2 separate regions of the Homo sapiens genome follow, and region 1 is linked to region 2. A link is a loop called in an ENCODE intact Hi-C map of the cell type or tissue named here. Cell type or tissue: endothelial cell of umbilical vein. All regions are shown on one strand. Links, peaks and the distances in the headings refer to the core of each region. The heading gives the core; the rest is flanking DNA.

Region 1 (2,921 bases), core at 286-2,785, 87 kb after region 2:
TGTCTTTTTCTCTTTTGTGTCAATACTACTTATTAAATCTATTTTTTTAACTTAGTGATTTGAAATGGCACTGTGATAATATACCAAACTTTTTGTGTGTATATGGGCTATTTTGCCTTTAATTGGGTGTTCTTGGACAAGAATTAAAAATTCTTATTTACATAAGCAAAACTTTTTCAGTAGTCATTTTTGATAGTATTTGATGTTCTAATTTACATTTCATGTTCAGTTTGTGAGATGTTTTAGGTATTATGTCTCTTCTGGGGATAAGCAAGAATATCCCCAGAAGAGACATAATACCTAAAACATCTGATCATTTTAGTACTTCCATTGTTGAGTGACCTAAGGTGATACACCTAAGAGTTATTTTATTAATATTTTATTAATTAACCCATTATGTTCAACTTTAATACCCTAGCTAAACTTTTCCAAAGGATGATAAATTTTTGTGAATGATAAATTTTGAAGTAAGTTTTTCTATTTGCTGCTAAATTTAATTTCATTAAGTTTAAGCATCAGTTATTAAGACTACCCTGTGGTAGTGGGATTGGACAGATTTGTTATGGTTAGGGTAGAGCTAGGACCACTGGGAGAAGTTATAGGATGATGTGATTTTGGATCAAAACTAAAAAGAACTTGTCTTTCCAAAGAATAAAAGGGGTTTATGGGAGGTATTCATCCCTGCTTTTCAAACATAGGCTGGCTGCCTGTTGAGCTGGGTCTAATCTCTGAGTGGCTAGTTGGATTAGATGGCCCTTTCTTACTCAGAAATCTTATGAAAGGAAAAGCAGGTCAAGATGGTAGATTTTAAGGGGAGGAAAGCTTCTGTACATGGTGTAGCTGTTTTACGGTATGAATTTCATGTTGTAGTGTTAATTTTTGAACAGTTTTGATGACATGTTCTTTTGTCTTCAAAAACTGATTTTATGTGATTTGAAAACTGATTTGAAAGACTATTTTAAAAAGTTATTACTTTTTTGGTATTAAAGCTTTCAGTTTGTCTAATTATAAATTAGATTTTTTTTTTTACCGAATAAACTTTTAACCAGATTATTTCCCATGGAAGTGTTTTTAAATGAGCAGTGCCTTTTCCTGAGAAAATGGGCTGGTTTGGGCATGATGAGTAAGCAAAAGTCTAAAAGATACTTTCAGCAGCTATGACCTCTGCAATTCCTTTTCAGTTTCTTGGGAAAGCTGTTCAAATGGATTGATCTATTCTCATATTAAAGGGAAAAAAGTTTGATTAAAAAATAGAAGTCTCATTTGTTGTGACATGATACCTAATGGAGAAATTAAATTTCATTACTCATTTCTGGCATTAGTTGTATTCATTTCACATTGGGTTAGCAGTACTTTAGAATGGATATTGCTGAAGTAAGTGGTGTGTTAATAAGATGTGAGTCATAGAAATAACTGTGTTGCAGTTTAAAAGGAGAAATTGTACCATAGCTTTGAAATTTTAGTGTGGTCTATAAAGTTAATCTTAGAAAAGATACTGTAAATGGGATTCCCATGTTGGGGAATTCCAATGTTTGGATTTCCTGGATTGTTTTGTCTTTTGCTTGCTTTGAATGTTTTTCCTCTTATTTTAAAAGATAATTGTATAATTGCGTTGTGCACTCCGGGGCCATTATACTTTTGGTGTAGTGACTGAGTAGGACAATAGGAATTTAGATGAGTTTTTGCGTTTTGATGGCCGTTTCAGGAAATGGTTAATGCTTTGTCTATTTTTCTCATTGAATTTTTTGTTTTTTCAAAATGATTTGTAGAGTCATTTATTTTTAAAAATTCTTACTGCAAATGGAATATACTTACAAACATTTAAACATATAGAACTATGTAAAATGAGCCTATTTTCTTGTGTTTTGAAGTGCTTTATATTTTTTCTTTTTTTCAGGTAGATTTTCGTTCCGTCACCCAGGCTGGAGTGCAGTGGTGTGACCTTGGCTTGCTGCAACCCTTTGCCTCCTGGGTTCAAGTGATTCTCATTGCCTCAGCCTCCTAAGTAGCTGGGATTACAGGTGCGTGCCACCGCACCCAGCTAAGTTTTGTATTTCGGTAGAGACAGGGTTTTATCATGTTGGCCAGGCTGGTCTTAAACTCCTGCCTCAAGTGATCCACCCGCTGTGGCCTCTGAAGGTGCTGGGAGTACAGGTGTGAGCCACCACGCCCGGCCCTCAAGTGCTTTATATTTTTTCTTATGTTTGAAACTTTATTTGGATGTTTTTAGTTGATTTGAATGATACAGCCTTCTACTGATTAGAAATAACTTAGAGCAAACTAAATTTTTGTATGTATTTAGATTTGTTTTAGATTTTGAGTTCAATTTTATTTTCTTTATCACACTGCAGTATGTTGCTGCCTTGCTATATTAGTTGAAACCATTTACTGTCTCATAGAATTATATGCATGTCTGTGTAAATAGAGAATAAGTGCTCTGGAACTTTAGGAGGAGAACTAGCTGTAGACATGGTACTTGAGCTGGAAGAGTAGAACCATATGGAGGCTCAAGTTAGGATTTTTGCTCTAGTTAGGTTTGTAGATACTATATACTTCCTTTCGCAGTGAGATTATAAATTCATTTAAAGTCGGCAAATTTATTTGTGAACACTGTCAAATACCCTGCATTCAAAAACTTCAGTGGAAGATTAAAGTGAGTGCAACTTACAAAGAATGAAAACTACAGCAATAATTAAAATGTGTTTTATAAGACCTTCAACACTGTCTTTTTTTTTTTTTTGAGAGAGGGTCTCCCTCTGTCGCCCATGTTAGAGTGCAGAGGTGAAATCATGGCTTACTATAGCCTTGAGCTTCTGTGCTCAAGCGATCTTTCTGCCTTATTCTTCCAAGCAGCTGGGACTACAGGTGCATGCCACCACGTCTAGCTAATTTTTTATTGTTTGTAGAGACAGGGTTCTGCT
Region 2 (2,921 bases), core at 95-2,594:
GGGTATATATCAAAAAAAGTTGAAAGCAAAGATGCAAACAGATATTTGTTTGTTTTATAACTTTTATTTATTTATGTATTTTGAGACAGGGTCTCACTCTGTTACCCAGGCTAGAGTGCAGTGGCGCAATCACAACTCACTGCAGGCTTGACCTCACGGCCTCAAGTGACCGTCCCACCTCAGTACCACCGCCGCCACCCCGCCCCACCACCCACTCGCAACGAGTAGTTGGGACTACAGGTCCATGCCTCTACGCACAGCTAATTTTTGTATTTTGTGTAGAGATAGGGTTTCGCCATGTTGCCCAGGCTTGTCTTGAACTCCTGGGCTCAAGTGATCCAGCCACCTTGGCCTCCAAAAGTGCTGGGATTACAGGCATGAGCTACTGCGCCCAGCTTAACTTTTATTTTAGGTTCAGGGGTTTACATGTGCAGATTTGTTACATGGGTAAATTGCCTATCCCTGAGGTTTGGCGTATGAATGATTCTGTCACCCAAGTAGTGTGCATAATAGCCAACAGGTAGTTTTTCAATCCCCCACCATGCCCTCCCCGTCAAGTAGTCCCCAGCGTCTATTGTTCCATGTTTGTGTTCATGTGTGCTCAATGTTTAGCTCTCACTTATAAGTGAGAACATATGGTATTTGGTTTTCTGTTCCGGCATGAGTTCACTTAGGATAATGGCCTCTAGCTGCAGCCATGTTGCTGCAAAGGACGTGACTTCATTCTTTTTTATGGCTGCATAGTGTTCTATGGTATATATGCACCACATTTGCCTCATCTGGTCCACCACAAACAGATACTTGTGTACCAATGTTCATAGTGGCATTATTCACAGTAGCAAAAATGTGTAATCAACCCTAATGCCCATGGAAAGATGAATGAATAAATGAAATGGGATGTAAACATACAAAGAAATAGTATTCAGCCTTAAGGAATAAAATTCTGAAACATGCTACAACATGGATGAACCTTAAAGATATTATGCTAAGTGAAAAGCCAGTTACAAAGGACAAATACTGTATGATTCCACTTATATAAGGTACCTAGAATAATCAGATGTCTTTCTTCATAGGGACAGAAAGTAGAGCAGTGATTACCAGGTGCTGGGCGCAGGGGACAATGAGGAGGAATACATGTGAACAGTTTCAGTTTGAGATAATGAAAAAAAAAAAAAGAGATAATGAAAAAGTTTCGGAGATGGATAGTGGTGGTGGCTGCAGAATGGTATGAATGCACTTAATGCCACTGAATAGTAGGCTTAAAATGTTAAATTTGATATATATTTCACCACAGTAAAAGACCTCTAAAATTACATTATATACATCTGGATCTGACTAATCTATCTCCTTTTAACAATGTACATGAAAAGAAGTAACAAGAGTAGTAAATGCTTAGACTTAATGTTTCCTAAGTGCTTTGTATATATTCCTGTAATCCTTCCAACACCAGTAATGAGTCAGCTTCTGTTATGTTCTCCAATTTACAGCTAAGGAAATGGAGACAGAGAAAGGTCAGGTGACTTGCCAAGGGTCACACAGCTAGTGAGTGGTGAAGCCAAATCAAACCCAGTCCGTGTAGCGAGACTGCCCCTGCACCCACTGTGGCATGCCGCCTCTCCGATCCTGTAATGCACAAATAAGAGTGCAAGTGGGGCAGCTCACCGAATGTGATCTGCTGTTCTGCTGCGCTGCAGCTCTTTCATGTCCTCAGTTGACAAGCTCTGACTTGGAGAAGGCCTGCAGCCTTTGAGCAGTGAGGAGTGGATTATTCTAAACTGTCTCCGAGATCGGGCTCGCAGATTGTTAAACACCGATGTGCGCTTTGCATGGGGCTCCTCTGGGATACGCGTAATTTAAATTACGACATGAGCATTTCATTTTGTATTGGCTGGTACACAGTAAATGGAGCAAGCGGGAGCCGGCTGATTTCCAGAGAGACAGAAAACTCGAAAACTGCAGCTGAGAGTCATTTATTCCCTCCATTCCACAGTGTTCTCTCACTGAAGTGCAGAAATCAGACTGACATACGATGGCCGGCCCTTCCATCTCTGGAGGATGCAGCACTCCAGAAAGGCAAGCAGGGTTGGAGAAGGGGCCCGGATCTGCCCTGGAAATTAGCCAGGAAGAGTCATGGACCCTGCTGTGCTTTGCCATGATTTCAGGATCCCTCATCCCAATCAACTAACAGGAGGGGAACTGAGTCCCATCATCACATGCGGTTACCTCACCCTATCAAGCCATTATCTGTGAAACTTTTCGTTATTTTTGTTGTTGTTGTTGTTGTTGTCGTTGTGATAATACTAAGAGCTGATATCGAGAGCTGACTACATGCCAGGCATTGTACTAAACACTTTATGCATCTCATGTCATTTCCACCCCACCACAACCATCTGAGGGAGGCATTGTTCTTACCTGCGTTTTACAGGCTGGGAGGCCCAGAAAGGTTAAGAAACTGCCCAAGTTCACACACAGAGACCGAGCCAGGATTCAAATCCTGGTCTTTTTGAACCTGTTGCCTATACTCCTAACTGCTAAGTTATGCTTTTTGTTATAAAAGAAGAACGTATTTACATTAATTCTCTGATAGATGGAGAAAAAAAGAGGTAAGATTCTGTTAGGTTGAAAAGGCTGTTCTGTAGGTCAAAACAGTAAACCATTGGCAATTTAAGAGTTCAATCTAATAATTTGCAGCGGAGCAACTGATGAATTTTCTCTTTCATACCCTGGACATGGTAATGGGACTAATATATGTAAAGTTATGAATTGCTGTTAAATTTTGTCATCATCCTGAAAACAAAAGTATCCCTTGATAGCTGGGTTGGAACCCTGGGGTCACCCTTCTCTGTATAGTCTTGATAGGAAAGGAAGTCCCCAGGGTAGGACAGGGCTACTGAGGAGACCTCTGCCCTCTGTCTAGCATA

What was found. Hi-C counts contacts between places; a loop is a spot of excess contacts. Peaks named below come from ENCODE experiments on the same cell type or tissue, not always from the same donor. Only the 100,000 strongest peaks of a DNase experiment are listed, where the experiment ranks them.
Region 1: a loop joins it to region 2, with 5 times the contacts of the local background. A loop is called at or near these places in 1 of 110 quality-filtered maps.

Annotation. Positions count from the first base shown.
Region 1 is chr14:55,599,860-55,602,780 of GRCh38, forward strand. The region is part of intron 1 of KTN1 (kinectin 1); the gene reads left to right. Among named protein-coding and RNA genes, the nearest start is that of KTN1, 21 kb to the left of the region's middle. In endothelial cell of umbilical vein, for the core only: no CTCF peak of the experiment used is centred there; a DNase peak (open chromatin) is centred at 1,382; H3K27ac peaks cover 1,657 bases.
Region 2 is chr14:55,513,511-55,516,431 of GRCh38, forward strand. No RefSeq gene overlaps it. Among named protein-coding and RNA genes, the nearest start is that of KTN1-AS1, 65 kb to the right of the region's middle. In endothelial cell of umbilical vein, for the core only: no CTCF peak of the experiment used is centred there; a DNase peak (open chromatin) is centred at 1,481; H3K27ac peaks cover 939 bases.